4 separate regions of the Homo sapiens genome follow, and all the other regions are linked to region 3. A link is an interaction called in ENCODE POLR2A ChIA-PET data of the cell type or tissue named here. Cell type or tissue: OCI-LY7. All regions are shown on one strand. Links, peaks and the distances in the headings refer to the core of each region. The heading gives the core; the rest is flanking DNA. Region 1 holds the start of LOC105370485 (a long non-coding RNA gene). Region 2 overlaps LOC105370485 (a long non-coding RNA gene). Region 3 overlaps LINC01599 (long intergenic non-protein coding RNA 1599). Region 4 has its middle 9.4 kb from the start of ARF6.

The links. ChIA-PET counts read pairs that join two places held together with the same protein. Peaks named below come from ENCODE experiments on the same cell type or tissue, not always from the same donor. Only the 100,000 strongest peaks of a DNase experiment are listed, where the experiment ranks them.
Region 1: POLR2A ChIA-PET joins it to region 3 with 20 read pairs; 16 of 35 experiments call an interaction of 5 or more read pairs at or near these places.
Region 2: POLR2A ChIA-PET joins it to region 3 with 13 read pairs; 16 of 35 experiments call an interaction of 5 or more read pairs at or near these places.
Region 4: POLR2A ChIA-PET joins it to region 3 with 17 read pairs; 22 of 35 experiments call an interaction of 5 or more read pairs at or near these places.

The regions. Positions count from the first base shown.
Region 1 is chr14:49,966,093-49,973,589 of GRCh38, forward strand. LOC105370485 (a long non-coding RNA gene) reads left to right here and starts at 5,547. Exons shown (of 4, transcript XR_007064159.1): 1 at 5,547-6,534. MIR6076 (microRNA 6076) reads left to right here and starts at 307; the gene lies at 307-419. RefSeq lists a silencer at 4,519-4,813. In OCI-LY7, for the core only: no CTCF peak of the experiment used is centred there; DNase peaks (open chromatin) are centred at 4,529, 5,239, 5,969 and 6,359; H3K4me3 peaks cover 3,533 bases; H3K27ac peaks cover 4,984 bases.
Region 2 is chr14:49,974,336-49,981,832 of GRCh38, forward strand. All of the region lies in intron 1 of LOC105370485 (a long non-coding RNA gene), which reads left to right. It overlaps LINC01588 (long intergenic non-protein coding RNA 1588), which reads right to left. Exons shown (of 4, transcript NR_126498.1): 4 at 7,334-7,497. Among named protein-coding and RNA genes, the nearest start is that of MIR6076, 12 kb to the left of the region's middle. RefSeq lists a silencer at 1,476-1,770 and enhancers at 3,259-3,388, 3,409-3,458. In OCI-LY7, for the core only: no CTCF peak of the experiment used is centred there; DNase peaks (open chromatin) are centred at 2,416, 2,876, 3,406 and 5,346; H3K4me3 peaks cover 4,376 bases; H3K27ac peaks cover 4,678 bases.
Region 3 is chr14:50,058,241-50,065,737 of GRCh38, forward strand. The region is part of intron 2 of LINC01599 (long intergenic non-protein coding RNA 1599); the gene reads right to left. Among named protein-coding and RNA genes, the nearest start is that of LINC01599, 43 kb to the right of the region's middle. RefSeq lists enhancers at 2,840-3,129, 3,330-3,509, 4,000-4,069, 4,540-4,749, 6,305-6,354 and 1 more. In OCI-LY7, for the core only: a CTCF peak has its summit at 4,469; DNase peaks (open chromatin) are centred at 2,961, 3,681, 4,111 and 4,521; H3K4me3 peaks cover 2,378 bases; H3K27ac peaks cover 2,771 bases.
Region 4 is chr14:49,879,922-49,887,418 of GRCh38, forward strand. No RefSeq gene overlaps it. Among named protein-coding and RNA genes, the nearest start is that of ARF6, 9.4 kb to the right of the region's middle. RefSeq lists a silencer at 49-108 and an enhancer at 2,770-3,353. In OCI-LY7, for the core only: no CTCF peak of the experiment used is centred there; no DNase peak of the experiment used is centred there; H3K27ac peaks cover 204 bases.

The DNA.
Region 1 (7,497 bases), core at 2,442-7,441, 91 kb before region 3:
TGGCAAAATAGAAGTGAGCAGTCCTATGTTAGTCTCTCAAAAGGTTTTCAAAATTTTAATGGTTTGTTAAATTCCAAAGATTGGGAACCATTCCTCCAGACACCATCCCTTTGAAAATACTGAAATAGAAACTGCTTCTGCTGTTTATTTTATTTGTGCCAGAAAGAAAAAAAAAATGGAAAGGACCTATACATTTTTCTGTGGTTCATAGGACCTGGAGCAACAAAGGGCAGCATTGAAACTGACAGCATTGACATGTAATTTGTCCTGCTGCCTGTTGGAACGTTCTTTTTCAGATGCTGGAGGAGCATGACAGAGGAGAGGTGGAGGTAGGCGAGAGTAATATAATTTCTCCAGGAGAACATCTGAGAGGGGAAGTTGCTTTCCTGCCCTGGCCCTTTCACCCTCCTGAGTTTGGGGGCTGTGGTGGGGCAGGGATTGACCAACAGCCATTCCTAGGGGATGGATGCCTTTGCATTCCAGAGGGCAGCTGGCTGAAGGGAGTGCTGAGTCTGTGGGAGCCATAGCCCGCCCCACCCTTTAGGCAGATTAGTTAATTATTGAAAAGTGCCTCAGAAGCACAAAGGTCTGGAGAGACTCCATGAGCTATTGCTCAGGCCCGTGTGGGAGCTGGCATTTCTGAGGAGACACTGAGACTCTTCTAGGAGGCTGTGGAACAAGAAATAGTTCCTTCCCATTGTGGTGCAGTCCTTTCAGGTTTGGTGTAGAGAGACAGTTCCAGAGAATTCTTATACAGTGCATATAACTTCTCAAGAGAGAAGTTAAATTTATTTGTCTTAGGATTTGTGAAGTATTTAGATAAATGAACCACATCAGATATTTTCCGTTGTTTTAATTTTTTGTGTGTGTGGTTTTAATGTTTTAAGGACATTCAGGTCTTTTTTTTTTTTTTTTTTTAAACGGAGTCTTCCTCTGTCACCCAGGCTGGAGTGCAGTGGCACAATCTCAGCTCACTGCAACCTCTGCCTTCTGGATTCAAGCAATTCTCCTGCTTCAGCTTTCAGCTTCCCGAGTAGCTGGGACTACAGGTGCGCGCCACCACGCTGAGCTAATTTTTGTGTTTTTAGTAGAGACGCGGTTTCACCATGTTGGCCAGGATGGACTTGATCTCGTTATCTGCTCACCTCGGCCTCCCAAAGTGCTGGGATTACAGGTGTAAGCCACCACACCCGGCCCATTCAGGTCATTTATGCATAAACGATCACATGACATGTTCTGTTCTCTGACTTACTTTTTTCTTTTACTTAACAACATTCCCTGTAGCTCTTTCTGTGTTAGTGCATATAGGCATCCCCCATTTTAACTGTTGCATTCCTTCTAGATGTATCATAGTTTCTTTACCCACTATTTTAGCAAAGGATCACATAGGTGGTTTTCCATTTTTCACCATTACAAACAATGCTGCAACAAATGTTCTTATACACAAATGGGTGTGTGTATGTATGAGTGTTTCTGAAGGATATTATTTCTAGAAGTGGAATTTCTGGATCAAAGGGCATGCACATTTAAAATTTTTGTAAATAATATTGAGTTTCTCCCCCAAAATTCTGTTCTGATTTTTATAGCCACCATTATACTCATCAGCGTTGGACATAATCATTTTGTTAAAACTGCCAGCGTCATGTGCAGAAAAAACAGTGTCATTTTAAATTGCATTTCCTGGATTTACCAGTTAGATTGTTCATTTTATCATATGCCTATTGACCATTTCAATTTTTGGAACTTTTAGAAATAAAAATACAGAAAAGGTGTATAGGCTGGTTGCAGTGGCCTACTGACCATTTCAATTTTTGGAACTTTTAAAAATAAAAATAGAGAAAAGGTGTATAGGCTGGTTGCAGTGGCCTACTGACCATTTCAATTTTGGGAACTTTTAAAAATAAAAATACAGAAAAGGTGTATAGGCCGGGTGCAGTGGCTCACGCCTGTAGTCCCAGCACTTTGGGAGGCCAAGGCGGGTGGATTGCCTGAGGTCAGGAGTTTGAGAACAGTCTGGCCAACAGGGCGAAACCCTGTCTCTACTGAAAATACAAAAATTAGCTGGGCATGGTGGCAGGTGCCTGTAATCCCGACTGCTCGGGAAGCAGAGGCAGGAGAAACGCTGGAACCCGGGAGGCGGAGGTTGCAGTGAGCTGAGATCTCGCCACTGCACTCCAGTCTCGGCGACAGAGCGAGACTCCATCTCAAAAAAAAAAAAAAAAAAAGAAAAGAAAAAGGAAAGGTGTATACATTAAAGGTGTACTGATCAATGCATTAAGACAAAGTGAACTCTTCCTTGTAATCATGTCCCAAGTCAATAAATAAAATATTATAAGACCTTCTCCCCAAAAGAAGACTCTCCCCTGAAAAAGATCGACCTCCTCCAAAGTAATTCCTACCCCAACATCTAAGTGCTGTAGATTAGTCGTTCCTGTTTCCTACTGTCATATGAACAGACTCATACAAACATGCACTCTTCTGCGTCTAGCTTCCTTCATTCGCATTACGTTTATGAGTCTTTCACGTACTCGTGTGTAGCTGTAGTATGCTCATTTACATTGCTTATTGTATTGCATTATGTGAATATATCACAATTTATTGATTGATGGACATCTGGGTTACATCTGTTGCCAACTTTCAGTTATTAATGAATAATGTTGCTAAGAGCATTATCGTGCATGCTCTTTAGTATAGCTGTGCATCATCTCTGTTGGGTATATATCTAGGAACAAGATTCTGGGGTCATCAGCATTGTTCTGTTCAACTCCACCAATTGCATTTGTGAATTTCTTATGAATATTCTTTGCACACTTATTATCGGGTGGTTTGTGTTTTATTATTGACTTGTATCTGTCCTATTTACTCTGGATGTTAGTTCTGTTGTAAATATTCTCTCTTAGTCTGTATATAGGCCCTTTTATTTTACAAAGTTTAAAGTTTTTATGCAGTCAAATCTGTAATTCTTTTTCTTTATGGTTTCTGGTTTTATATCTTGCTTAGAAAGTCCTTCTCTATCTCAAGATTGTAAAATACTCTCTTATGTCTTGTCTCCTTTTTTTTTTTTTTTTTTTTTAGACAGGATCTCACTCTGTTTCCAGGCTGGAGTACAGGATATGATCATGGCTAACTGTAGCCTCAACCTCCTAAGCCCAAGCGATCCTCCCCTCTCAGCCTCTTTAGTAGGTGGGACTACAGGCATGCACCGCCATACCTGGCTAATTTTTTAATTTTTTGTAGGGACAGGGTCTTGCTATGATGCCCAGATGGTCTCGAACTCCTGTGCGCAAGCGATCCTCCCGCCTCAGCCTCCCAAAGTGCTGGGATTACAGGTGTGAGCCACTGCATGGGGCCACATTTCCATTTCCTTCTAATACTCATTTTGATTTTTTACTTTAGGCTTTTTAGTCAGTATGGAATTTATTTGTGAGGGTGAGAAATAGAGGCTAATTTATTATCTAAATTAGGGGATGAGTAAAATGATACCATTTGCTGCCTAAGTTTTAAAAATATTTATTTTATTTTATTTTTATTTTTGAGATGGACTCTGGCTCTGTCACCCAGGCTAGAGTGCAGTGGCGCGATCACGGCTCACTGCAACCTCCACCTCCCGGGTTCAAGCGATTCTCCTGCCTTAGCCTCCCAGATATCTGGGATTACAGGTGTGCACGACCGCGCCTGGCTAATTTTCATATTTTTAGTAGAGACAGGGTTTCCCCATGTTGGCCAGGCTGGTCTGGAACTCCTGACCTCAGGTAATCCACCCGCCTCGGCCTCCCAAAGTGCTGGGATTACAGATGTGAGCCACCACACCCGGCCTCAAATATTTATTTTTAACATCTCAAAATAAGTTCTAACATCAAAGAACTAAAAAACTATCAACAAAAAAATTTTTTTACCTCAGAATAGTCTCCTCTAAGTTAAGCCTGAGTTAGATTCTAAATAGGGCAAATGTTCTAAGTCAGCGGTTGCCACCCAAAATGCTATCTATGCATATAAATGGTCAGTGACTTATTTATTCACTTACTATGTATTTATGGAATTTAAAGTGCAGTTCCCTTGGACTTACGTGTCTAACGAGGAAGAAAGGCTTCATTCTGGGACCTTCAGGGTAGCCTGGCTTGCACACTGGATCTAGGTTCACGGGTCATGAAAACTACAGTGGCTTTCTTCCCTCCCAAGCCTCCAGCTACTCCCAATCTGAGCAAATGGCCCCCAGATGGATTCTATGTTCTGAGTCCGTCCCCAGGACAGAGGGAGGTCCAGTTTGAGCTTTATTACAAATCCTGTAGGTCGGCTTTAGATTATAGACATGGCTTCCTCAGGCAAGGCTGCCCACTTGAGGGAAACAATTTTGTTGGCTGGCTGGGTGGTTGGTGTAGGGCTCACATTTGGGAGTTCACTCCTTTCTCTCCCTTTGTCTGAAACGATCAGCACCTTGTTGTGCCTGTTCACTAGCAGTACTCGGCACACAATCGTTTGTTGTGCTGACTCTCCAGTTGCTCGCAATGTGAGGTGGATTTGTTCTACTTCTTCCTTGTGTATTCTTGGTGAAGGCCGATAATTTGCTACTTAGTTAACAGACATGTTATAGGGCTGGAGCCTGAGATAAGGTCAGGAGGAGAAACATCCCGCTTAGCTTGACAAAGAGCTTGGTTTAAGGCTGGAGAGCTGACTGTGCAATTGTCTGAGCTGCTTTTCTTGGAAATGGCTCTCTTGGCTGAGCTCCAGAAATATAATCAAAAGTGGCCTGAAATCACAAGTTTTGCTGCTTGCATTCTTAGTTTCACAATTTAAGGATTTGGCTGGTGCCTGTCCTGAAAGTGTGGAATTGTCTACTGTTTGCTACACATGACGTTGAGTGAGTGTGTGTCTATGTGTGTACACACACATGCATGTGCAGGACACAGGGATTGTCTGCGTGGGCATGTTTTACAGTCCAGCTGTTTGTACCTTCAGGGAGGCAGTGATTAAAGAGCAGTGTATGGCAGGTTTTCTTTGATTTCAAGAATCACATATTTGGTTTTGTAGTTAGTGTCTTTGGAGAAGAGTGATGGAGACTCTTGCATAGAAGTGCAACTGATTGCTTAGGTGCAGTGGTTTTGCCTTTCTTAAGAACTCCGCCTCAAAAATATGGAGATAATTTACTTAGAAGAAGGCAATGTGCCGCTTTTTGGAGAAGCAGGTGTACCTGACCTTGCCCTGGGGGAAGTGAAGACCTGAGTTTGAGGAAGTCAAGCTTGAGGCTGTCAGAAGCAGTTATTTATATCTGAGTGATGTGTATGAAAGCCAAAGCCTTTCATTCCACCACCGTCACGGAACTAGTTTAGAGAAGAGGAAGGGCGTGCATTTTGCCTTGTTAAATATCTACTGCACTAAGAACTTCTGGTGTGGTTCAGATTTCTGGTAATCTGTACCCAGGCTCTATTGTCTAAAAAGGAGTGCTTAGACACTCTTCTTTCAACCTACTTTGTGGATAAAACAGCTCACTTCCAGTTGATTGATAGACTGTCAACTGATTGTTGCTTCCTTTCACCAGATGCCCCTCGTGTGGGCAGCCTCGTGTGTGTGTGGTGGTGGGGGTTGTGGTAGGGACCTTGCAATATCTCTAAGCTCAAAATAAGGACATTGGACTCTAAAAACTACCAAAAACCATACATCGGAAACTCTTGGGTTCATCATGATAATAAATGAAGTCTCACATAACTAGCTTTCATTTTTATGCCTCTTGAGTTCTCAGGTTTCCCCACCCCCCCCCACCAGGCTCTTTTGATTATGGGAAATGAGTGTGTTTTGGGACAAACATGTCAGGATTATGAGGGAGAAACTTGGCAGGGGAGCAAACTGTGCAATATGCTTGACAAGACTTGAGAAACAATACATCTCAGATTTTTTCAGATAGTTCTCAATTTCTGGTTCAGAAATATGGCCCAGAAGCTACAGAAAGGGAAGCACCACTGCAGCTCCACGGAGGGTCACTGCCTCTTAGACTTCACTAAGGAGCCAACAGGGGCCATTTATGCCCAGAAAGCTGAGGTGTCTGCAGGAGGGGAACTTACTCCTGCTTCCACCAGGAGTACATGGAAATTGAAAAGAGAGAATTTATGTTTTTTTGCCTTAAATGAGAAAAACAGAAGGTAGATCTCCCAAGGCAGAACATCTGTAATGATAGAGCAGTAAGGAATATGAGGAGGGAAACATGAGCATGTTTGCATAAACATTTAGATTTTTCTGGGCTTGCCCAATCCCAGTCTTTTGGAGTCTGTCTTTTATGAGGGCAACCGTGGTTTAAGAGTGAGCAAATGTTAGTTCATGTAATTAAAACCCGTTGAATTGAACAGGAAACATTCACGGGAAATCTGCAGGTGTCTGCAAGCAAGAGTGACGCTAGAAGGATCTTAGTATGCCAGCTCCCTCTTCCTCAAGGGTAGTGTCCCTGGAATGAAGCCACCAGCAACAGGAGAGGAAACAGATGGGGTTGTAGAAAGTAGGAGCAGCAAAAGCTTCTGAACTTAGTAATAAGCTGCTTGCCCCGGGGTGAGTATAAAAGGCATCTGGGGTATTTGCTTTTTTGTTTATTGGAGGAAGAAAGGTGTCTCGCAACATTTCTCTCTCTCCCCTTCCTCTCTCTCTCAAATTTATTCAGGATATGAAATTTCTAAGGCTACTGCCATCTTAGGGTTTGAATCTCTTTTCAGCTTCATTCACACATATTAAAGAGAGACAGTTCCAGTATGACTTAAGAAAGAAAAGCCAGGCTGATTTCCAAGATGCAGTGTTGTGCCACGGATGAGTTTTCTTCCTGGAGTGAGCTATTTGAGTTTCATTTTTCTTACCACCTTTTAGCCTCTTCATTCCAAGGCCTGGACACTTCAGGCAGAGAAGCCCTCATCCTGGGTGTCGGGGTGGGAGGTGTTCTCATCATGAATGGGAGGCGTACCCAGATCCAGCTCTGCCTTTTTTTAACCAAACCAGAGTGTAAACAAATGGCTGTGTGACTCACCATAATCGACATAGCAAGATATGATACATGCCAGGAGAGAAAAAGAAAGTGCTGATGGAAAAATAATCTCATTAGGGAGATTTGTTTGTGGTGATTTATTTTATTTTATGTTATTTTATTTTTTTGAGATGGAGTATCCCTCTGTCATCCAGGCTGGAGTGCAGTGGCGCGATTTCCACCTCCAAGATTCAAGTGATTCTCCAGCCTCTGCCTCCCAAGTAGCTGGGATTCTTGGAGCCCACCAACACACCTGGCCAAGTTTTGTATTTTCAGTAGAGATGAGGGTCTCATGATGTTGGCCAGGCTGGTCTCAAACTCCTGACCTCAAGTGATCTGCCTGCCTTGACCTCCCTAAGTGCTGGGATTACAGGAGTGAGCCACCACGCCTGGTCTGTGGTGACATTTGAAATGAATCTGAAAAATGAGTAGAACATTAACAGATGGAAAAGACCGTCACTGTATTATTACAGTATTAATGCTCAGTAATATCTGTATCT
Region 2 (7,497 bases), core at 685-5,684, 85 kb before region 3:
ATGATCCGCCCGCCTCGGCCTCCAAAGAAAAAAGGATTCCTCTTTCTGCTGGGGTTCCTAAGCTGGTGGGTTCCTGTTTGGGAGCTTTAAGGGGCCACTTTTGTTACCATGGAGGGAGAAACTGAGACATGAAAGGAAGATTCCTGAATCCTTCGTTTGAGCACCTGGAGCCAGTTATGCCTGAAACTCTATGCCTGGACATTTTAGTCACTCAAACCAATAAGTTTACTTTTTCTTTTCTTTTCTTTTCTTTTCTTTTTTTTTTTTTTTTAAAGAGATAGTATCTTACTGTGTTGCCCAGGCTGGAATGCAGTGGTGCAATCATAGCCCACTGTAACCTTGAACTTCTGGGCTCAAGCAATCCTCTCGCCTGGCTAATTTTTTTTCCTTTTTCTTTTTTTCGAGATGGTGTCTCCCTCTGTCACCCAGGCTGGAGCGCAGTGGAGCGATCTTGGTTCACTGCAATCTCCGCCTCCCTGGTTCAAGCGATTCTCCTGCCTCAGCCTCCTGAGTAGCTGGGATTACAGGTGTGCGCCACCACACCCACCTACTTTTTGTATTTTTAGTAGAGACTGGGTTTCACCATGTTGGCCAGGCTGGTCTTGAACTCCTGACCTCAGGTGATCTGCCTGCCTCAGCCTCCCAAAGTGCTGGGATTACAGGTGTGAGCCACAGCGCCTGGCCTCACCTGGCTAATTTTTTAAGTTTTTGGTAGAGATTGGTTCTCCCTATGTTGCCCAGGCTGTTCTTGAACTCCTGGCCTCAAGAGCTCCTGCTGCTTTGGCCCCTCAAGGCACTGGGATTATATAAATTTACTTTTTAAATATGTCATCTTGTGCTGTATTTGTGCTTTTCCCCTTGCAAACAAATAAACAAAAAAGTTCTAGTCAATACATAAATCTTTAGTGATCTGCTTAAACAAAGCTGTGGGAGCAAGAGGGTAGCAGATTCAGAGAGCAGTTTCCTAGCAAAAGTCTTTCTGCTGCTAACATCTTCCAGGTCAGCTTCCTAGGCCCCAGTGACTAAGACATTGGGACTTTATTCTTAACCTCCCTGGTCCAAGGCCTTTCACAGAGCTAGCTGACTTCTGTGTGCTGGATATTTTTCCATGAATCAGAAATGAAATATGCAACATTGTAGCCACAAAGCAATGAAAACAGCTCATTTGTCGTTTGTGTCCCTCCAAGCTTTGTTTTTTTCTGGGTCACACGTTATTAGTGAAGAGTCATAATGCTAATCCAGTTTGGATTTATTAACAGTTGAATAGACTATTGAGAAAAAACTTGTTAATCATCAGAAGCAAATTCATTGCAGAAGAATTACAGACAGAGTGGGACAAATGCCTTAAGCCAACTAATTTTCTGCCCCTTCAGGGAAAACTCTTGGATATTGGAATTAAGTGTCACAACTGGAAATGTAAGAATGTAATTGCTTTTATTGAATACTTACTATGTCCTTGATACTAAGGACAGTATTTGCCTACATTCTCTCTTAATTTCATCAACTCTGTGAAGTAGGTCCTAAACCCCGTTTTATAGGTGGTGAATGACGCAGACATTACCAGTTGCTACCCAATGTCCATTCTTTCCTTGTTCCTTACAGAGAGGCAACCCCAAGCAGTGACTGCTTCTAGCTCAAAGTTCAGGCTCTCTGGTGATTTCTGCGGCTGCTACTGCAGCTGTGGACAGCCATGTGATCTGATTCTGGCCAGTGAGACCTGAGTGGAAGTCTTCTGCAGATTTCTGGAAAAGTATTTCTTCTGGGATATGGGCACTGCCCCTTCTTCCTTGTTCCTTCCTTCTCCCTTTCTGGAATGTGGGTGTGAGGCTTGTGGCAGAGTAGCCATGCTGTGACCTTGAGGAAGCTATGAGGAGGAAATCCACATTCTGAGGGTGGAGGAGCAGGAAGGTGGAAGGAACCTGGGATATTGCTGACATTGTAAAGCCACTATTCCTCCCTGGAAGGCCTACCTTCAAGACTTGTTATGTGAAAGAAATAAGCCATTGTTTGGTTAACCTGGTGAGGCTGGGTTTCTGTTGCAGACAACTGAATGCAATCCCTAAGTGATACAGGGAAACTGAGCTGAAAGAGTTTAAGGGACTTGCTTGCATTTCCATATAAAGCGATGTCTCAAAGCTGGGTAAGACATGATTCCTACGCTTAAGGTGTTTACAGCCTAGTTTGGGAGTCCACTGCATAAAGAAACAATTATAATATAACATATTTAGTATAATGGTGGTGATTTGCATAGGGTATCATGGGTGCCTAGTAGAAAAAAAAAAGGAAACAAGACAAGAGCAGAATAAAAGTTAGCCAGGCAAAGAAGAGAGGTCAAAAAAAGAGATTATAGCTTGAAATAAAGGATGGAAGTGAGAAACAGCATGGCATACACAGAGGGCCACAAGCTGGTCTGAGTTGCTGGAGCATAAATTATAAAGTAGGCATTGGTGAGAAACACAGCTGGAGAGTTGTTTCATTTAATTATTGCTGAATAATAAGCCACTTCCAAAACTTAGTGGCTTAGAACTATATTTTACCATTTCTCATAGTTCTGTAATCTGAGCTGAACTCAGCTGAGTGGTTCTTCTGTTCATGGAGTATCTGTTGGGGTTGGAATACCCAAGAAAACTTCTTCATTCCCATGTTTGATGCCTCCAGCTGGGATAACTGAAATAGCTGGCTGGCTGGCATCTCTCTCTCTCTGTCTCTTTTCATATAGCCTCTACATATGAATAGCTTGGGCTTCTTCATAGCATGGTGATCTCAGGGTAGTTGGACTTCTTACATGGTAGATGGCTCCAATTAAAAGGAAGAGGAAGTTACCAGTGCATTTAAGGTCTGGGCTCAGAGCTATCAGAACAGCACTTCCACTGCACTCTGTTGATCAAAGCAAGTCACAAAGCCTGCCCTGAGTCAAGGGAGAGGAAATGGCTTCTATTTCTCTAAAGGAGGAACAATATGCACACATAGGGAGAGATGAATCAACAGTGGCCATCTTTGGAGACTATCTACTGCAGATTTTATAAGGGCGCAGATGAAGGACGCTCTTTTCTGCTTCAGGTAGGTTGACATGAACACCAGACCTAGGGCATTTACCTTGCTTCATATGTCGAATCTGAAAGGAGAAGTCCTCTCAGGCTGCCCTGACTCATCAGAGTAAAACAGAGTAGTGTGATTAGGCAGAGGTAGGGCTGCGGTGTGGCTTCTCTGCTGAACCCCCTCCAGTTTTCATATGGCATGGACTGGACTCAGAGGCTCCCATATGTCATGAGAGATGGTTGAGATAAGAGTTAGAGAGGCTACCTGGGGCCCTCAGTGGTGAAGGGAAGGCAAGCCCATAGTAAAGAATGGGCGGACCTCTCAGGCCAGATGCTGGATGGGAGATTGGCAGAAACCCTTCAGAGCCAGGGCCAAGGGAAGCTGAGCTATGGCTGAGTCTACCTGGGGAGATCACTGAACCCTGGCAAAGCTGAGAGATCAGACAAGAAGTTCCCAGCCACCCTGCAGCAGAGATTAGTGAGGATCTAGAGAACATAGTAAGGACTCCAGTGCCTCATGGCGGACTCCAGTGCACTGGCGGACTCCGGTGCTGCCTTTTGTCTCCCATAAGGTGACAAAAGACAATACCCATCCTAATGAAGGAATTACCCTGCCAACATCTTGGAGCACAGCAAGAGGAAGATGCAATGCCTTGAGAGACTGGGAATGCACCTGAAGTGATGGCTGCTTTTACTCTCTTCATAGCATTTCGTGGACTGCAGGAAAATTTATGCAGCAAGAGAGGCTCATAAGGAAGAATAGATACATTATAATGAAATAAAGAAGCCATGTTACATACAATTACAAAGAAAGAATAGGAGTAATGACAAATTCAGGACTGCAGTTACCTCTATGGGAGAGGAGGGGGTGGGGGAGTCCACAGGGAGCTTCAACTGTCTTGCTAAGGCTTTATTTATAAAGTTAGGGAATGGGTACATGTGTGTTGTTATATTCTGTATGCCTTTTTGTGAGTTTTAAGTAGTTCATAATGTAACTTTTTAAAAGGCTACACTTCTGAATAGATCTGTGAGCCCCAATGCCAAGTTTAGGTCTTGAACAGATTGTATGGGAGTGGGGATATAGAAAGAAGCTTGAAACAGGACTCAGACCTACTTGTTAGAAAAATCAACCTGGCTGGACTTGAGGAGGACAAGATAGAGTCAAGGGAGGCAGTGAGGGGGCTGCCACACCAATGCAGTGAGAGGGGACAGTGGCCTGATCTCCCCAGAGGTGGTTGGGGTGGCTTAGAAAGTCAAATTGGTGGACTTAGTGATGAATAAAATGTGGGGTGGTGTGGGCAAGGTTTGTGGTTGACTGGACGGATGAGTCCCCTACCTCCAATTGACTAAGGTAAGAGAATACACCCAAGTGGAGGGTGTATTTTGGTGCAGACATGAAGAGGTCATTTAGGACAGGTTGGTTTGGAGGTATCTGTGGGACATGCTGGTAGAGATGCCTGGACGGAGGGTGGATGCATGGGTCTGAACTCCAGGGAAGAGATCTTGGAGACCCCAGCACTGATGCAAATTGAATTTCTAGAAGTGGGTGAGGTGCTCCAAGAGAGAGCAAGTAGGGGGCCAGAAATGAAGATTCAGGGAAGTCTGGGGCACAGCACCCCCTTGGCCTGAGCAAGGGGAGCCTACAGCCATTCCAGCTCTTCAGACACCCCTTTGCCATCCTCTCTGGAGCTCCAACTTTGGTAAGCAGAAGAACTACCACCCACCATCACTCCCTCTGGCCTGCCTCTGTGGGGAGCAATGCATTCCCTGGGCTCCTCCCTCCCTGCCCTTGTGCATTCTCTTCTCTATTTGCTGTCAAGGTTTGCCTGCCTGTGGGCTTGCTTTCCTTTCTCTCCAGAAACACTAAAAGGGGCAGAGAGACCGCCCACCATCCCCCACCACCCACCATAGGAGCATGAAACGATAGGAGCTGCTGAGGTGCAGCCTGGAGACCCCTTGGGTGCCTTGGCATCTGTCCGCTTCCTCAGCCGCTGGGTGCTCAGCCCCCTGCTAGCCCCAGGCCTTTCAGAGCTGATGGCCTTGTTCCGCTTGTTCTCCAGACACGGTTTAGGTAATGCACATTCTTGTGACCCTGCCACAGTGTCTTAGACTTGAACTTCTGAACACTGGGCTCTGTGGAAACCTCTCAGCCCTGAGTAGCTGGCACTTTATTGGTGTTTCTCTCCCCTCTTTTGAAGAAGGGATATAATGCTTTCCTTTTTGCAGGATGGGTTTTTTGCCAATAACAGGAACATGCAGAGGCTGCTCAGAGCAGTTTTGGTTGGTAGTGAAGTTGGAGGATGTGGAGGTGAGGGGGATTGCAGCCTGGCCAGCCCATTTGCATGGGTCCTCACCTCCTTTTTGGTGTTATTGTTGTTGTAATAAATGCAAGACAGCGTTAGTCTTTGTTGACAACTTGGGTATCCTCTATCCTCTCTTCCACCCAGACCCTGTCTCCTTGAACTGGAAATCTCTCTTTTTCTTAAAATTTGGATTCTCATGTGAAGTTTAGAATCTGAATTAGAGAGAGGCTGCTCTGAGCTCTAGGACAAAAAAAGGGGGAGGTTTCCTGCCCTAATTTGGAATTAAGGGAATTTGGGAAAAGCCAAAGCAACAATGTTGTTTCAGAAATATCAATCTCTCAAAGCATTTCTCCAGAATTGAAATATATTTCAATTATGGAATGAAAATGTATCCATGGGAATGATAGAGGGTTTGGTTTGCCTAAAAATAACTCTGTAGTCAAGGTTAATACAGCTATGTAATAAGTTAATCAAGAAAGGAAAGTTTTCATATAGAAAGCACTTTAAGGAATTACTCCAAACTGTCATAGCATCTACTCTGAGATTTTCCAGTTGCTTTCAGGGTGATTTACTTACCAGCACTTTGGAACTTACTAGTATAAACTGTAGCCTTCTGGTATAAAATTTATACCAAAAAGAACAGCTGTGTACAAAGAGGCAATCTGCATTCTCATGATGTACCATTCCACCTGATAACTGGGCTTTCATTGGTTCATTCCTCTGCCTCCAGCCCTTGAACATGAGCCAACTCAGATAGCAGGGCAGCCATTCCCTTCCCAGGACTCCTCTGGAAACCTGCTCACTGCTTTGTTTTGGTTGCCTTATCTTGAGCATCTGATGTTTCTTGATGTACCTTCTAGCTCTGATAACCACCCCTATGATGTCCCCATGGCCACCATGCTTACTCTGGGATTGCCCTTCTGGGATGGTAACCCTGCCCAAGGCCCTCCTTCTGTCCTTATTCTGAGCCAGGTGTTAATAGCCAGCCAATGGGATCAATAAGCTGGGGAAGGAGGGTGTTATGGGAGTCTGGGAGTTGCATTTTCTAGCTAACATATTTGCATTTTAGTAGGGGTCTCCTGGGGCAGGGAATGTTAATTTCAAGAGAATTCCAGGCACTGAAACAAGCTGGGGTGTGTGTGTGTGTGCGTGCACGCGTGTGTGTGTGGTGTGCGTGATGGAAGAGGAATAGAATAAGAAGGAGGCCAAGGAAGAGGAAGAGGAGGAGAAGGAAGAAGAGAAGGAGGATGACGAAGGGGAAAGGGAAGAGGAAGAAGATAGTGGCCACCATCTATCAATTCAGCAAAAAGAACATAGAGAACACCCATTGTTCCTTCCATTCAGAGATGACCACTGCTAATACCTTGTATATATCCTCCCAAGCACCTAGTGTCATAGATATAAATGAACTTCCTTATCTCTAGCAGTCAAATTGAGACAATTTTATAAACTTAAAAGAAAACTGCACACAATTTCTGTATGTACCATTTAGTAACACTTACATTCCTTGTTCCAGTAGCCCCACTTCTAGGAATCTATCCTAAGGAGAAATATAGATTAATAAAAACAACCTTAGCCATCATGTACTGAAGGTTGATTGTGTACCAAGGGTCTTACACACATTGGCTCATTTAATTCTTACACCAACTCTACCAAGCAGATAACATCATCTCTCACCTGAGACTGGAGAAGTTAAGGACCTTCTCCAGGGACCTTAGCAGGGACCTCTGCTAGCAGGTTAGTCTGGAACTGGAACTCTGTGCAGCAGGTACCCCAGGATAAGGTATCATCCATCTGGACCGTCTCAGAAGTGAGTGTACCCCCTTGTCCCAAGTTTCCTGTCCTCTACATATGCTCTAAAGGCCCTGGGGTATGGGGAGGAATGTGACTCAAAGTCTTGCCCTCACATCCAGTGCTGAGCAGCAGCAGGTACAGTGCCTGCTGGGCCTCCCATCTGCTTAATTTCCCCTTCCATGAAGCCTTCCATCATCTGTTAGACCAATCTTGTCTTTCTTTTATTTGTATTTATTTATTTAGAGATGGAGTCTCACTCTATCACCCAGGCTGGAGGGCAGTGGTCCAATCTCAGCTCACTGCAACCTCCACCTCCCGGGTTCAAGCGATTCTTTTGCCTCAGCCTCCAGAGTAGCTGGGAT
Region 3 (7,497 bases), core at 1,485-6,484:
CAGGAGCACTCACTGCCTCTGTTCTGGAATCTCTTTCCAAAGGCATTTGAATAGCAAATAGCCTTGGAAGACAAGACTCTCCCTTTGGAGCAAAGTACAGGCATGCTTAGTGCCTAGTATAAGAAAGATAATGTCTTCTGCAGAAGAGGTCAGAGACTTATTGCCTATCATAAAAGATGCTGATTCTCTAAGCTCAGCATTCCTCCCCTCTAACACAACCCACTGTGTGTGCAGGTGCAACTGGGCCTTCTTTATGTTGACCTGTGGAAATTGGAGCCAAGGGAACCAGCATAAGAACATATACTTAATTTCCACTTTACAAGAACAGATATATATATATGTAATTATTCCCATGTATCAAGGGAAAATTGTACCTTTACAATGAAAAGATCTGGCAGACACCACCTTAACAAGGTGATCAAACTTAACACACCAATAACTGACATCATGTGTCTCTTAATGTGATACACTGAAAAGAATCCAGTGTTATCTCTGTTAAAAATATACAGCATGACTCTAATCATGAGGAAAAAGCAAATCCAAATTGAAGGATACAAAAAATGCTAATATGATGAAATATAAAAAAGGACAGGAAAACAATTCTAGGTTACGGGGGCTAAACAGATAAGACAACTAAATGCAATTTGTTATCCATGATTGGCTCTTGAATTGAAAAGGGAAAAAAAACTATCATAATATCTTATATCCATAAACAAATTCCACTTGGCAAAATTGAATGTGGATATATATTAATATTAGATATTATTATATCATTGTTAATATTTCTTTTCTTTTTTTTTCCTTTTTTTTTTAGACAGAGTTTCAATCTTATTGACCAGGCTGGAGTGCAGTGGCGTGATCTTGGCTCACTGCAACCTCTGCCTTCTGGTTTCAAGCGATTCTCCTGCCTCAGCCTCCCAAGTAGCTGGGATTAGAGGTGCCTGCCACCACGCCTGACTAATTTTTTGTATTTTTAGTACAGATGGGGTTTCATGTTGGCCAGGCTGGTCTTGAACTCCTGACCTCGTGATCCACCTGCCTTGGCCTCCCAAAGTGCTGGGATTATAGGCATGAGCCACAGCGCCCAGCCCTGTTAAATTTCTTGAATGTGATCACGGTATTGTGACTGTGGGGAAAATGTTCGCATTCTTAGGCAATACATGCAGAAATATGTAGGGGAGAAGTGTCATGGCATCAGCAACTTATTTTCAAATGGTTCAGAAAAAACACACATACATGAATATATAGGGAAAAAGAGAACATAACTGTCACTAAATGCTAATAACTGGTGAATCTAGGTGAAGGGTATGTAGGTATTCACTGAATTATTCTGTCAACTTCTTTGTAGTTGGATTTTTTTAAAACAAAAAGTTGGAGAACATGGAAAAGAATCCTGGTGGCCTGTGAAGGATGGATGGGGGCAGGGGGTGGACCTGGTTTGGGGACAGCTGTACTGGGAGCTCTGTCCCCTCAGGAAGTCTCTCTCCACCACTCATCATGGCTTCTCCCTGCAGCATGTCCCCTCGCTGCTGCAGGCAGGCTTTGCCAGGCTGCAGATGCATGGCCACAGGCCCCTCTGGATTCCCAGCCTTCCAGCAAGCATCTAGAGAGAAAAGAGCCTGCTGCAGCTAGAAAAACCCTGGGATCTAATGAGCTCAGCTTGGGTCATGTGCTCCTCCCAACTCCCACTCCTACCCCTGCCAACCACCCATTGGGTCAGACCCATGCACTCCAGGCACTGAGGGGAGAGCTAGGAGGGAGAATCAATCAGACTCGGGAGGGAGAGGGCAGAGCAGCAGAGGGTTAAGGATGAGCCAATGGTTTCTAACTAGGGGGACTAGGGAAGGCAGCCTTAACTGAAAGAGAATACAAGACAAGCCAGTTTGGGTGTTCTGTTTTGAACTCGATAAATTCAGAAGCTTTGCGAGGATCTAGGGGGAGAATCTCACAGATTGCTGGGAATACAAATCTGTAGCTCAAAAACGCATTGGCAGTGCCTGCTGCTTGATGAAGGCATGGGTGTGCGGGCTTCATCTGGAGAATGCGGAAGATTCCATCATGCCTAGCAGGCTAGCACGGAGCCCCCTCTCCTTGTAACCAGGCTCGTTGGCGACAGAGATCCTGGCAAATTATGAGGAAGTAGAAGCTGGGAGCCATTCAAAGTCATCACATCCACGTTTCTCTTCAGGGACTCAGCCAGGGCCGCTCCTGCTGCTTGTTCCAAGGCACACTGGGAGTTGTTGGGCAAATATTTGCACAACATTTAGGCCCTAAACCTGCAATGGCCTGAGCCCCTCCATGACAGAGCCTCCTACCCGGGTGCAGGCAGCTCTCTCAGCTTCTCCATCAAACCTAGCTACAGCAAGGGCTGTTGAGCCACTCCAAGCTCAAGTCTGGTTTTCCAGAAAAGATGTCCTGCCAAGAAATGTGTTACTGAAGAGGGAAAGGGAAATATAACCAAAGGCCAGGGTACTGGCACCTTTCTCCTGTCCTCTCCTGAAAACAGGGACCTCTGCTTCCTTTTGCCTTCTTGTTCTGTGTTCAGGAAAAGTTGTGTCTGTGGTTAATCTCTCGAGATCCGGAGGGAGTTGGAAATGGGTTTGAATTCCAGTTTCCCCATCCCCATCACTTCCTTGGGAGTCAGTGAAAGTCACTGAGGTAACACAGCAGAGCGCTCGGCATATGAGAAGCGTGAGCCAAATGTGAGCTGTTCTCTCCCAGGAGCGTGTCTGAATGGGGCTGGAGATGGACGCCTCCTTTCCTCATTTCTCTCAGACCTCCTGGGGTGGTTTCCTGTCACAGAACAGAAGCAATTGCCTCAAATCAGATACCCAAGGATGCTGCAGGGAGAAGAGGCTGGAAGAGGGTGGCTGGGGTTTCACTTGTGTAAGCCACACACCTAAAATAAGCCCCCGCAGGAGACTCTGGGAATTTCCTGTAATTTTCACTGTAAATGTCCTATTTATAAAGCTGAGTCACTGCAAGCCGTTGTTTCACAACCACCCAGCATGTGGAGACAGGCCGGCACAGGAAACAAGGAGCATACCCCAAAACGCAGGCCTCACTCATGGCCTTTGGGGGTTCCCTGGGGCCAGCCTGGGCCTGGCCGTTCAGCCCCTGTAAACACCTCCACAAACTCAGGATTTGGGTCACTGGGCCAGGCTTACGCTCTCATCCCCCATTAGCCCTTTTTCTGGCTTCTTTGCTCCAAAATAGTCTTTTTTTTTTTTTTTTTTTTTTTTTTGGTTATACATTTACAGGAAAAGTCTGGCTTCTTCGAGAGTTGCTTACAGACAGTGCCAGGCCTGTCCCCTCTGGAGACCTGAAGGGTCTGGCCTTAAGTAGGATCCAGGGCAACTCTCTGCTTTCCCACATGAATAGACCTGCCTGGATGCCTCTGCTCATCACCACCTCTATAAAACAAACAGATTCTCCCAGGACAGATTCCATACGTTCAGGGCTCAGGGTGCCTGAACCCAGAATTCATTAAAAGCAGTGAAGGGGCAAAAACGGGAGCAGATGTCAGCAAAGCACAACTGCACTTAGCAAGTTCACCTTTCCATCCAGAGTTCCTTGCAGGAGGGGCCAGGAGGGAACACAAAACCCTCCTCACTTCCTGATTTTACAATCACTCAGCTAGCGGCTACAATCAGGGTCACTAATCACAGCTGTTGAACCAGGCCGCCACATCCTGCCACCAGCAGCCCCGGAAGACACTGTGCAGAGCAGGAGGCAACCCTATGCCACTGGTTCTCTGGTGTGCAGAGAAGTCTCCAAATCAAAGAAACCTTAATGCTTAGTGACAGCTTCTCGTTAAACAAGGTAAACAGTGGTCCAGTGAAAACATTCTCAATGTTGCTGAGAATGTTTCCCTCAACACACTTCTTTTTGGGAGCCAGCTCAGAGGCCCAGCTCTGTGTGCCTTGTGGGTTCAGCTCTGATTTCTGGGAGCCCTGGGAATGTAGGAGGTTTGGACCCTGAGAAGTCCCTGGGCCGGCAGTGCTGTGTGTCAGTGTCAAGGCAGTGCAGTGGCATGGGGCAAGGCCTCTGTGAACTAGTCAGCGGGGAAGGGGCGGGAGGGCATTGCCAGGTGCCCAAGGCTATCTCCAGTGCCAGAGCTCCTCCCTCCCCGTCCCCACATTATGTGACCAAAGGTCTTTGGGTGTTGCTGCCGGATGGTGGGTCTTCTGGTCCAGCTGCTCTCTAACACCTGATGCCCTTTTATCACCCTCTGTCTCTCATACTTCCCAGGCCCCGGCCTGAGCCCCAACCCAGGCAAAGTCCCCTGAAGTCGCTATTCCTTTCCTTATTCTTTATTTTCATCGCCACATCTCTCTCTCTCTCTCTCACCCCCGTTACCAGAGAATTTAGGCTACCTTTTCTCCATCAGCATGGCCCGTGGCCCGACAGCAAATGTCTGAATGTGTGTGTGGTAGCTGGCACTCAGCTTCTCATGAGCTCCGTGATGTGAGCTCCATCTATGGAGGACACAGATGTTAGTGTCACAAAAACCCAGGCATTTTCAACTCCTGTCTAGTGAGTCACCCTTCCCCTAAGCCCCACCCCCACCTATCACAGAGATTAACTGGGGTTGGGGGAGGGTGCTTCTTACTGTAGCAGTAAAAAAACAAAGTAACCTGTCAATTTAGAAAAAACAGATTCAGGCCCAGTGCAGTGGCTCATGCCTGTAATCCCAGCACTGTGGGAAGCTGATATGGGCAGATTGCTTTGAACTCAGGAGTTCAAGACCAGCCTGGGCAACATGGCAAAACCCTACCTCTACAAAAAATTAGCCAGGCATCATGGCACATGTCTGTGGTCCCAGCTACTCCAAAGGCTGAGTGGGAGGATCAACTGAGCCCAGGAGGCAGAGGTTGCAGTGAACCAAAATCGTGCCACTGCATCCAGCCTAGGTGACAGAGACCCTGTCTCAAAAAAAGAAAAAGAAAAAACAGATTCAAACCAATTAGAACTCAGAAGGTTCAGCAAGTTCACCAGACACAAAATCTACCTGCAAAAATCAACAACATCTCTGTCCACCCACAATAACTGCTGAAAAATATTATTAAAAAGATACCATTTACAATAGCAGCAAGAATTACAAAATATATCTAGGTAATAGCCAAGAATACCCAAAACTTCTAAAAACATGTCTTAAATTCTAATAAGGAAACATAAAATGATCTGAATAAATAGAGTACATTCCACATTTTGGGTAGGATGACCTCATGTAAGATGACTTACTTTGGATGACATTTATAAAGACCTAGTTATATGAACAATGAACCTATAAATTTAATGCAATGCTAATCAAAATTCCAACTGGATTTCTTTTTGAGAAACTCAATGGAGAAATAATTAACTTTTACAAAGAAGAGTAGAGGGGAGACTTGCCCAATTACCTACACTACAAAATCAGAATAACAGTAGCAGTGCCAGCTCCGTGGCAGTCCAGTAGACTAGCAGAAAAGCATGGGTAGCTGGGCAACACACTCCGGTCCTTTAGGAACTACACAGAGAGAAAGTTAACCCAGCAAACACAGGTCCTCAGTGGGCTCAGCCACCAGTGGAGGTTTTGCTGGGATATTTTGCTACACTACTATCATTGCAACAAGTATACCTAAGGGATAACAAAACATGTGCCTCAAGGTCCCCGTGTGACTTAAAATGCACTACATCAAACTGGCTCTGTGGAAAGAACAGGACTTAACCGTTCAGCAGGCCTAACTCTCTGGAGCTGCCCCTGAAGTCCGCAGCAGCTACACGTCCTTCATGAGGCCAGATGTGCAAAGCCGGGCCCAGAAAGCTGAGGTAGGTCCCTGCACAAGGCCACAGGGCTTCCATCTCTCTCCACAGAAAACACATCGCAGAGCTCATGAGAAGCTAAGTGCCAGCTACCAGGAGTGCTGGAGGGTGAGCTGGAGGAGGTGGCCTTAGGTGGAGATGAAGGGACAGGAGTCCACAAAGCAGGCCCACTCTGAGTGTCCAGCAATGCTAGGTAAAATTCACAGGTGGAAATCCTAGGCCCCAGGGTGACGGTGTTTGGAGGTGGGGCTTTGGGAGGTGATTCGGTCTTGGGGACAGAGCCCTGAAGAGCCCTTTAATGGAGGGGATTAAAGCCCTTATGAAAGAAACCCCTTCTGCCACAAGAGGACTCTGGGAGAAGGCGCTCTCTATGAACCAGAAATCCAGCCCTCACCAGACACCAAATCTGCCAGCGCCTTGATCTCAGACCTCCCAGCCTCCAGAACTGTGGGAAATAAATGTCTATCCAGTCTGTGGATTCCTGTCCTAGCAACCCAAATGGACTAAGACAAGCATCTTTTACTTCAACTAATTCAAGCAGATGTTCAGCTCTCCTGAATTACTAAAAGCATACACATTTTTAAAAATAGAGCATACAAATCAAATCTCAAGCATTTTGTGTCCACTCTCTTTAGCTCCTTGTCGCTCGTCTCATGTTTCTGTAAAACCACATTCTTTCCTCTCATTTTCGGTGGGGTCTGTCTGGGTTGTGCTGTAGCAACAAAAAATTTCCAAATCACAGAGGCTTTACACATTGATCATTGATATTTGAGCACTGATCATTGCTGAAGCTGAGTAATGGGTACAACAGGTTTGATATTATATATATGCATATATATATTGTATTGTATATATACATATATATTTGAAATTTTCAATAATAAAAGGTTTTGTAAATCTCCATGGCTTAAACCCACAAAGGCTCGTTTCTTGCTCATCTTCCATGTCCCTCATGGATCAGCAAGGTCTCTACTCCACTTCATCCTCATCCAGAGACACAGGCTAGCCAGCCTCCACCCTCTAGATTATTACTCACTACCGTAGCACCAAAAAGGAACCACGGGGAGAGCATGTGATGGTTCTTCAGGCTTTTGCCTGAAAGCGAAACCCATGACTTCTGTTCACATTTCATCAGCAAAGCAAGCCACATAGCCACACCTAATTTTAGTGGCTCAAAGACAAATGGATCTACTATCTACTCAGTAGAAAGGGAACTGGAAATATCTGGTAAACAGCACTAATGATGACCACAGCCACGAAGAGATGTAAATCTAGAAATTCATTCAGAAAGAAGCCCTGATATGCCATAGAGTTGTTCCCAATGGGTTTCACCCCCAACCAAAACCAAACACTCAGTTTTCTCCATTTTAATAAAACATTCAAACTTATACTAAGACTGGGAGTTCCACAATGTCAGGGACAGTTTATATAACTTCTTTACTTTTCCAGTACCTAACAAACACAGCCCATTGAGAACTGTCCCTGACATTGTGAAACTCCAACCTTGATATAAGTTTGATTGTTTTATTAAATGATAAGAAATGTCTTCTTATTGTCTTCCCTCTGTACTGTTTGTGTCCCATTTTCCTCTTCCTATAAGGATGACCGTCCTCTTGGATTAGGGCCCGCCCTACTGACATCTTAATTTGATTACCTCTGTAAAGACCCCATTTCCCCACACAGTCACACTCT
Region 4 (7,497 bases), core at 926-5,925, 180 kb before region 3:
TTCCTCATTTGGCCTCTGTTGACAACCTAGGAGTGGCTCCTTGTTACTACAAGGTGAGGGTGGGAGTACTCGCTCCCCACTAGGCCTCCAGTGATAGCTCCCTGGCTGGAAAGCGTAAGAGTACATTATGCTCCCCATGGGGTTTTCACTGACTCTATACCACAAGGGAGGCTGGTATTGGGGGTGAGGGAGTAAAAGAAAAAAACCTGTTTTCCAGCGGGGCGCAGTGGCTCACGCCTGTAATACTAGCACTTTGGGAGGCCAAGGTGGGTGGATCACCTGAGGTCGGGAGTTTGAGACCAGCCTGGCCAACGTGGCGAAACCTCCGTCTCTACAAAAAATACAAAAAATTAGCCGGGTGTGGTGGCAGTCGCCTATAATCCCAGCTACTAGGCAGGGTGAGGCAGGAGACTCGCTTGAACCTGGGGGGCGGCGGAGGTTGCAGTAAGCCTAGGTGGCACCACTTCACTCCAGCCTGGGCAAAAGAGTGAAACTCTGTCTCAAAAAAAAAAAAAAAAGAAGAAGAAAAAAACTGTTTTCCTGTACACTCATGAAACTTCTGACACCAAATGTGTGGAGTTTTCCCTCACAGTAAGCAATTCTCCAGCTCTCTAGATCCCAGTCGGGTGTACTACAATTATGACAGTAACTACCCAGAATTAGCACAGACCACACAGGTTAAGGGTTCAGTCTCACAAGACTATCCCAGTTCAGAAGTCAGTCTCAAATTCCAAGTTGTGACTTGTACTTCTGACCCACTGGCTATAAATCAGGGGCTCCCATGACTCCCTCCTGGGGCTTGATAATTTGCTGGATGGCTCGAGGAACTCAGGAAAGCACTTTACTTGCAATTACCCGTTTATTATAAAGAATACAATTCAGGAAGAGCCAAATGAAAGAGATGGATTGGGGCCAGGCACAGTGGCTCACGTTTGTAATTCCAGCACTTTGAGAAGTGGTAGTAGGTGGATTGCTTGAGTCCAGGAGTTTGAGACCAGCCTGGGCAACACAGTGAGACTGTCTCAAAAAAAAAAAACAAAAACAAAAACAAAGAAAGAGATACATTGGGCAAGGTATAGGAATGGATGGGCTGTATGAGGGTTCCAGGCCCTTGCTAGAGGTGCCACCCTTCTAGCACCTCAGTGTGTTCACCAACCCAGAACCTCTCCAAACCTTGTCGGTTAGGGATTTTATGGAGGTTCTATTATGTAGGCATGATTAATTAAGTCAGTGGCCATTGGTGACTAAGATCCTCTCCCTTCCCTGGAGTTCAAGGTGTGGGACTGAACATTCTATCCAGGGTTGGTTCCTCTGGCAACTAACCCCTATCCTCTAAGAGTTACCTCATTAGCATAAATTCAGGAATGGTTAAACGGGCTTATTACTGTTAACTTAAAAAAAATCACAAGATTTATAAATTTAGAAGTGGAGACTTTATTTCTTGTAAAGTGTTACAGCCTGCAAGGTGGCCATCCCAGAGGCTGGGAAACGCAGCCTCCAGTAGAGACCTGGAAACAGGCATTTCAAAGGAGGAGGGGCTGGGGTAGGAGCTTTATGCTGAAGGAGTTGGCTAAACATACATATTTAACAGGCTAGAGGAGGAGCTATGAATATTCATGAAGGTGGTCCTGGTGCATGCATGTTGAATAAACATGCATGTTACTTATGAACTATGTTCACCTTGGGGTGGAGACTCAACATTTAAATGTATTACGGTTAGGCCCTATTCATCAGAGGTCTTTTCAGGACACAAAAGGACTTTTAAGCACGCAGTCTACGTAAACTGGCTAGACCCAGTCCTTGGTCAGTGGTCTTCTTATCAGGAGAAAGTTACTGAAATCAATCTCTTGTCCAATCAGAGCTGTAGTTATGGCTTATGGAACAAAGTCAGTTGGTCAGCATGTGGTGGTTGTAAGCTGCAACTGCTTCAACATTGTTTATCTCAAGGCCAGTGCTTATTTAGCTGCTAGAGAAAAAGAAAAACCTTGTGGTGGTTAGGACATAGGTTATTCTTTAAGTGTAGGAGTGCATGGCTTAACACTTGCCTGGCATGGCCTTAGATCCTGTTTATAATTTGTATCTTATTATCATAAAGATAATCTGTTCTGTCAGTCTTTTTTTTTTTTTTTTTTTTTTTGAGATGGAGCTTCGCTCTTTTGCCCAGGCTGGAGTGCAATGGCGCGATCTTGGCTCACCACAACCTCCGCCTCCCAGGTTCAAGTCATTCTCTTGCCTCAGCCTCTTGTGTAGCTGGGATTACAGGCATGTGCCACCACACGTGGCTAATTTTGTATTTTTAGTAGAGACGGGGTTTCTCCATATTGGTCAGGCTGGTCTCGAACTCCCGACCTCAGGTGATCTGCCCGCCTCGGCCTCCCAAAGTGTTGGGATTACAGCCGTGAGCTACTGTGCCCTTCTGTCAGTCTTTTTGAGACAGGGTCTTGCTCTGTTACCCAGGCTGGAGTGCCAGGGCACAATCATGGCTCACTGCAGCCTCGAACTCCAGGCTCAAGTGATCCTCCACCTCACCCTTCCAAGTAGTTGGTACCACGGGTGTGCACCACCATGACCAGCTAATTTTATTTTATTTTACTTTTGTAGATGCGGAGGGTGGGAGGGTGGTCTCCCTGTGGTGTTCAAGTGAAACCCCATTGCAAAATTGGAACTGACGCAGGGAAAGAGATCTGAACCTAACCAACTCCAACTTGCTTCTAATCTCCTATCTGTCCTTGTTCATTCCTGGGCATAGGCCAAAGTAACTTTGGGAGGCACTTAGTTTTTAGTTTATGGTTTAAAGCAAAGATGATAACAGCCCTTTCCCAAAACAAACCCCTTTCTTGCCTGGAGACTAGGCTGCCTTTGTGGGACTAACAAACTAGCCAAAAGATTAAAAATTATGGTTTAGGAGTCATGCAGCTGGAGGCGATAAGATTCTGACCCTTCCCAAATTGCTCCTGGGGCTAACATCACTATTGTAAAGATTCAGATCAGTGCTTGAGATATTTTGCAAACTCTGAACTTGATGGATCAACTGGCACCACCCAGACTGATACATTGACTCATGTGATCTTGTTGCCCCCACCCAGGAACTGACTCAGCGCAAGAGGAAAGCTTCAACTCCCTTCCATTTCGTCTCCTACTTGACCAATCAGCACTCTTGACTCACTGGCTGCCCCCTCACCCACCAAGTTGTCCTTAAAAACTCCGATCCTGGGCTCGGTGGGGTGGCTCACGTCTGTAATCCCAGCACTTTGGGAGGCAGAGGCGGGCGGATCAATTTGAGACCAGCCTGGCCAACATGGCAAAAACCCATCTCTACTAAAAATACAAAAATTAGTCTGGCGTGATGGCACGCCTGTAATCCCAGTTACTCGAGAGGCTGAGGCAGGAGAATCGCTTGCCTCCCTTGCTGGGAGGCTGAGGTTGCAGTGAGATTGCACCACTGCACTCCAGCCTGGGCAACAGAGTGAGACTACCTCTCAAAAAAAACGAAAAACAAAACAACAAAAATCCTACTCTGATCCCTGAATGCTCCGGGAGACTGATTCGAATAACAATAAAACTCTGGTCTCCAGCACAGCTGGCTCTGCATGAATAACTTTCTCTATTGCCATTCCCCTGTCTTGATAAATCGGCTCTGCCTAAACAGTGGGCAAGGTGAACCCATTGGGCAGTTACACAGGCTGGTCTCTAACTCCTGGACTCAAGCAATCCTTCGCCTCGGGCTCTCAAAGTATTGGGATTACAGACATGAGGCTCTGTGCCCAACCTGTTTTGTCAATCTTATGATCTCTATTTTAACATCAATGATGGTCAGTTGTGTCTAAACTGCAACAGGGAGGGGGTACAAAGAGGCATGTCTGACCTCCTATCTCGTTATAGCTGGGAACTCAGTTTTTAAGGTTTCTTTGGGGTCCTCTTGGCCAAGAGGTGGTTCATTCAGTCAGTTGCAGGGCTTAGGATTTCATTTTTAGTTAACGTGATGAATAACAAAAGATGTGCCCCTCACATCTATCAGTCAGGAAATTCCAAGGGTCTCAGAAGTTTTGTGCAAGAAACTGGGACCAAAAATCAAATATAGATCTCTTATTAATATATCACAATATCAGAAGGAAGCAGTGGTGGGAGAGGGAACTGGACTCCTTATAGTGAAAATCCTGACTTTCCAGTAGGCCTCCTCTGATCCACCCCAGCAGGGCAGGGTACGATGCCTCCTACTGCCAAAGGGAAGTAGAAATCCAGGTTCCCCAAGTGATCTCCATTGACACCAAGAATTTAGGTGGGGCTCATTATCACCTGGTGGGGATGGACAACCCTGTTCCCTACTCAACTTGGTGAGGGGACAAGAGATTGGGGCACCTCATTAAGAGCCTGGCAAGTGCGGATGCCTAGGCTCTAAGAAAAGAAAGACAGCTACGAACAGTCTGAGCTCTGTGAGGTATGTAAAACTTATCAGGCCCAGAGACATGAGTATGGGCCTTCAGGCACCTCCCCACTCATGTCTGGGGGCATTTTTTTTTTTGAGTGTCGCTCAGGCTGGAGAGCAGTGGCACAATATCTGTTCACTGCAGCCTCAACTTCCTGGGCTCAAGCAGTCCTCCCACTTTAGCCTCCTGAGGAGCTGGGACTACAGGCATGCGCCACCACACCCAGCTAAATTTTTGTATTTTGTAAAGATGGGGTTTCACCATGTTGCCCAAGTCTCGAACTCCTGAGCTCAACTGAGCCACCACTCCAGGCTGGCGGCAATTGCTCCTGACTAGTATTTTGTTCCGGACTAGCTGCCTCACCCATTGTCTTCATGTTCCTGGAACTTGTGATACAACGAACAATGTATAGCCAATCAATAGCTTCAGTTATTTTAATGTAAATTCTTGGTAAACAATCTAGGAACTGCCTATTTCCTTCAGAAACACACTTGTGGCCGGGCACGGTGGCTCATGCCTGTAATCCCAGCGCTTTGGGAGGCCGAGGTAGGTGGATCGCTGGAGATCCGGAGTTTGAGACCAGTCTGGCCAACATAGTGAAACTCCATCTCAACTAAAAATACAAAAAAAAGTAGCCAGGTGTGGTGGCGCATGCCTGTAGTCTCAGCTACTCGGCAGGCTGAGGCAGGAGGCAGAGGTTGCAGTGGGCCGAGATCCAGCCACTGCACTCCAGCCTGAGCGACAGAGTGAGACTCCGTCTCAGGAAAAAAAAAAAAAAAAAAGAAAAGAAAGAAAGAAAGAGAAACACATTTGTAATGACTGCTAATTAGAGTATATTCAGAGCAACTTGGATCTACACTCCTCGTTTGCAGTCCTCAGACTTGGCCCAAGTACACTCTCTACTTATATTAAGATTGCCTCAGTTTTTTTCCCTTTAGGTTGATAGCTCTCCACCTGGCCTTTATTACCATTGGTGGAAGTGGGGCTACAGATTTTTCTTTGGTGTTTGGCTGACATGGTTATTTTCTAAAAGTTTTCTGCCTTTCTAGGCTTTCTTCTGGTCCTTTGGCTGTCTGTCTTCCTGCACTTTCCTCATCATTTGGCTAAAGAGAGAAGGCTTCTCTTGGAGCTTCTTTCATATTTCAAGGTTTCAACTTCTTAAGTTCCAGGTTTGGAAGATATAAGGACAAAAAAGCAGCAAGAAACTTACCACTAAGTCATTCCTTGGGTTTCCAGGTCGCTAGCCAGCCTGCCTCCTTCTCGCCAGCTGTCAAAGTCTTCTTATGCTTCTTGTATTTGTAATGCCTCGGGTTTTTAGTTGTACTTAGAAAAAGAATTGGAAAAAGTATGCCTACTCTATCTCCCTGGAAGTGAATTCTATTGTATTAATTTTATGCTTACCTTTTGTTTAGGGCAAATGATACTGGCTGAAAAACTCCAGTGACTCTGATTTTTTTTTTCTATTCCCACATTAAGACAACTATTGTTATGGTATGAGGAATACATTAAATTATTCTAAGAGCTCTATAAAGCAATTCAAGCACAGGTCAAAAGGCCAGGTCAGGCTGGGAGTGGTGGCTCACACTTGTAATCCCCCTGTAATCCTAGCAATTTGGGAGGCCAAGGTGGGTGGATTGCTTGAGCTCAGGAGTTCCAGACCAGCCTGGGCAACATGGTGAAACCCCGTCTCTGCAAAAAACACAAAGATTAGCCAGATGTGGCAGCTCACTTCTGTACTCCAAGCTACTTGGGAGGCTAAAGTGGGAGGACCTCTTCAGCTTTTGAGCCTGGGAAGCAGAGGCTGCAGTGAGCCGACTGTGCCACTGCACTCCAGCCGGGATGACACAGCCAGACACTGTCTCAAAAAAAAAAAAAAAAAAATCCAGGACTTCAGTGCTCTTTATAAACTGAATTAGATTTATCAATAGCCCACCCTACCCCTTTAATTCTAATGGTGGTCATATACATATAATTCTCTTGAAGCATTAACATCTATGACTTTGATGCATTTACTTTAAAATTTTGTTTTGCTTGCACATTGCTTTTTCTTGACATGTTTTGTAAAACTATTGCCTTTGTTTATATGTAACAGAAGCCAATTAGAGCCTGCTTTAGCAAAAAGAAAAGTAATGTGGCCGGGCACGGTGGCCCATGCCTGTAATCCTAGCACTTCGGGAGGCAGAGGTGGGTAGATCACCTGAGGGCAGGAATTCAAGACCAACCTGGCCAATATGACAAAAACCCATCTCTACTGAAAATACAAAAATTAGCCGGGCGTGGTGGCACGCGTCTATAGTCCCAGCTATTCGGGAGGCTGAGGCACAAGAATCTCTTGAACCACGAGAATCGCTTGAACCACAAGAATCGCTTGAACCACGGGAGGCGGAAGTTGCAGTGGAGCCAAGATCGCTCCACTGCACTCCAATTGGGCCACAAAGTGAGACTGTCTCAAAAAACAAAACAAAACAAAAAAAAACCCCAAAACTAGGGTGTTTCATGAAACTCAGTGATTGGTACGCAGACAGACCCTAGTAAGGGCCTGGAGTGTCAGGAATAGTCTCTGCTTCATCTCTGCTTTCTCCACACATCTGCTTCTTTCTTTCTCCCTGAAAACTAACCTCTGTCTGCCTCCCAGTACTCAAAACAGGAATATGGCTGTGACACAGTCTCTAGTTAGTAAGATGCATCCTCTGGGAAAAGATGGACTGGCACAGTATTTCTTCAGATCTGATTCTAAATTCTTAGGAATAAAAATCCAGGCTGGGCATGGTGGCTCACACCTGTAATCCCAGCACTTTGGGAGGCCAACGCAGGTGGATCACTGGAGGCCAGGAGTTCGAGACCATCCTGGCTAACATGGTGAAACCCCATCTTTACCAAAATTACAAAAATTAGCCAGGCGTGGTGGCACGTGCCTGTAATCCCACCTACTCGGGAGGTTGAGGCATGAGAATTGCTCGAATCCAGGAGGTGGAGGCTGCAGTGAGCCGAGATTGTGCCATTGCACTCCAGCCTGGGCAACAGAGTAAGACCCTGTCTCAAAAAAAAAAAAATCCAAATAGCCAATTAG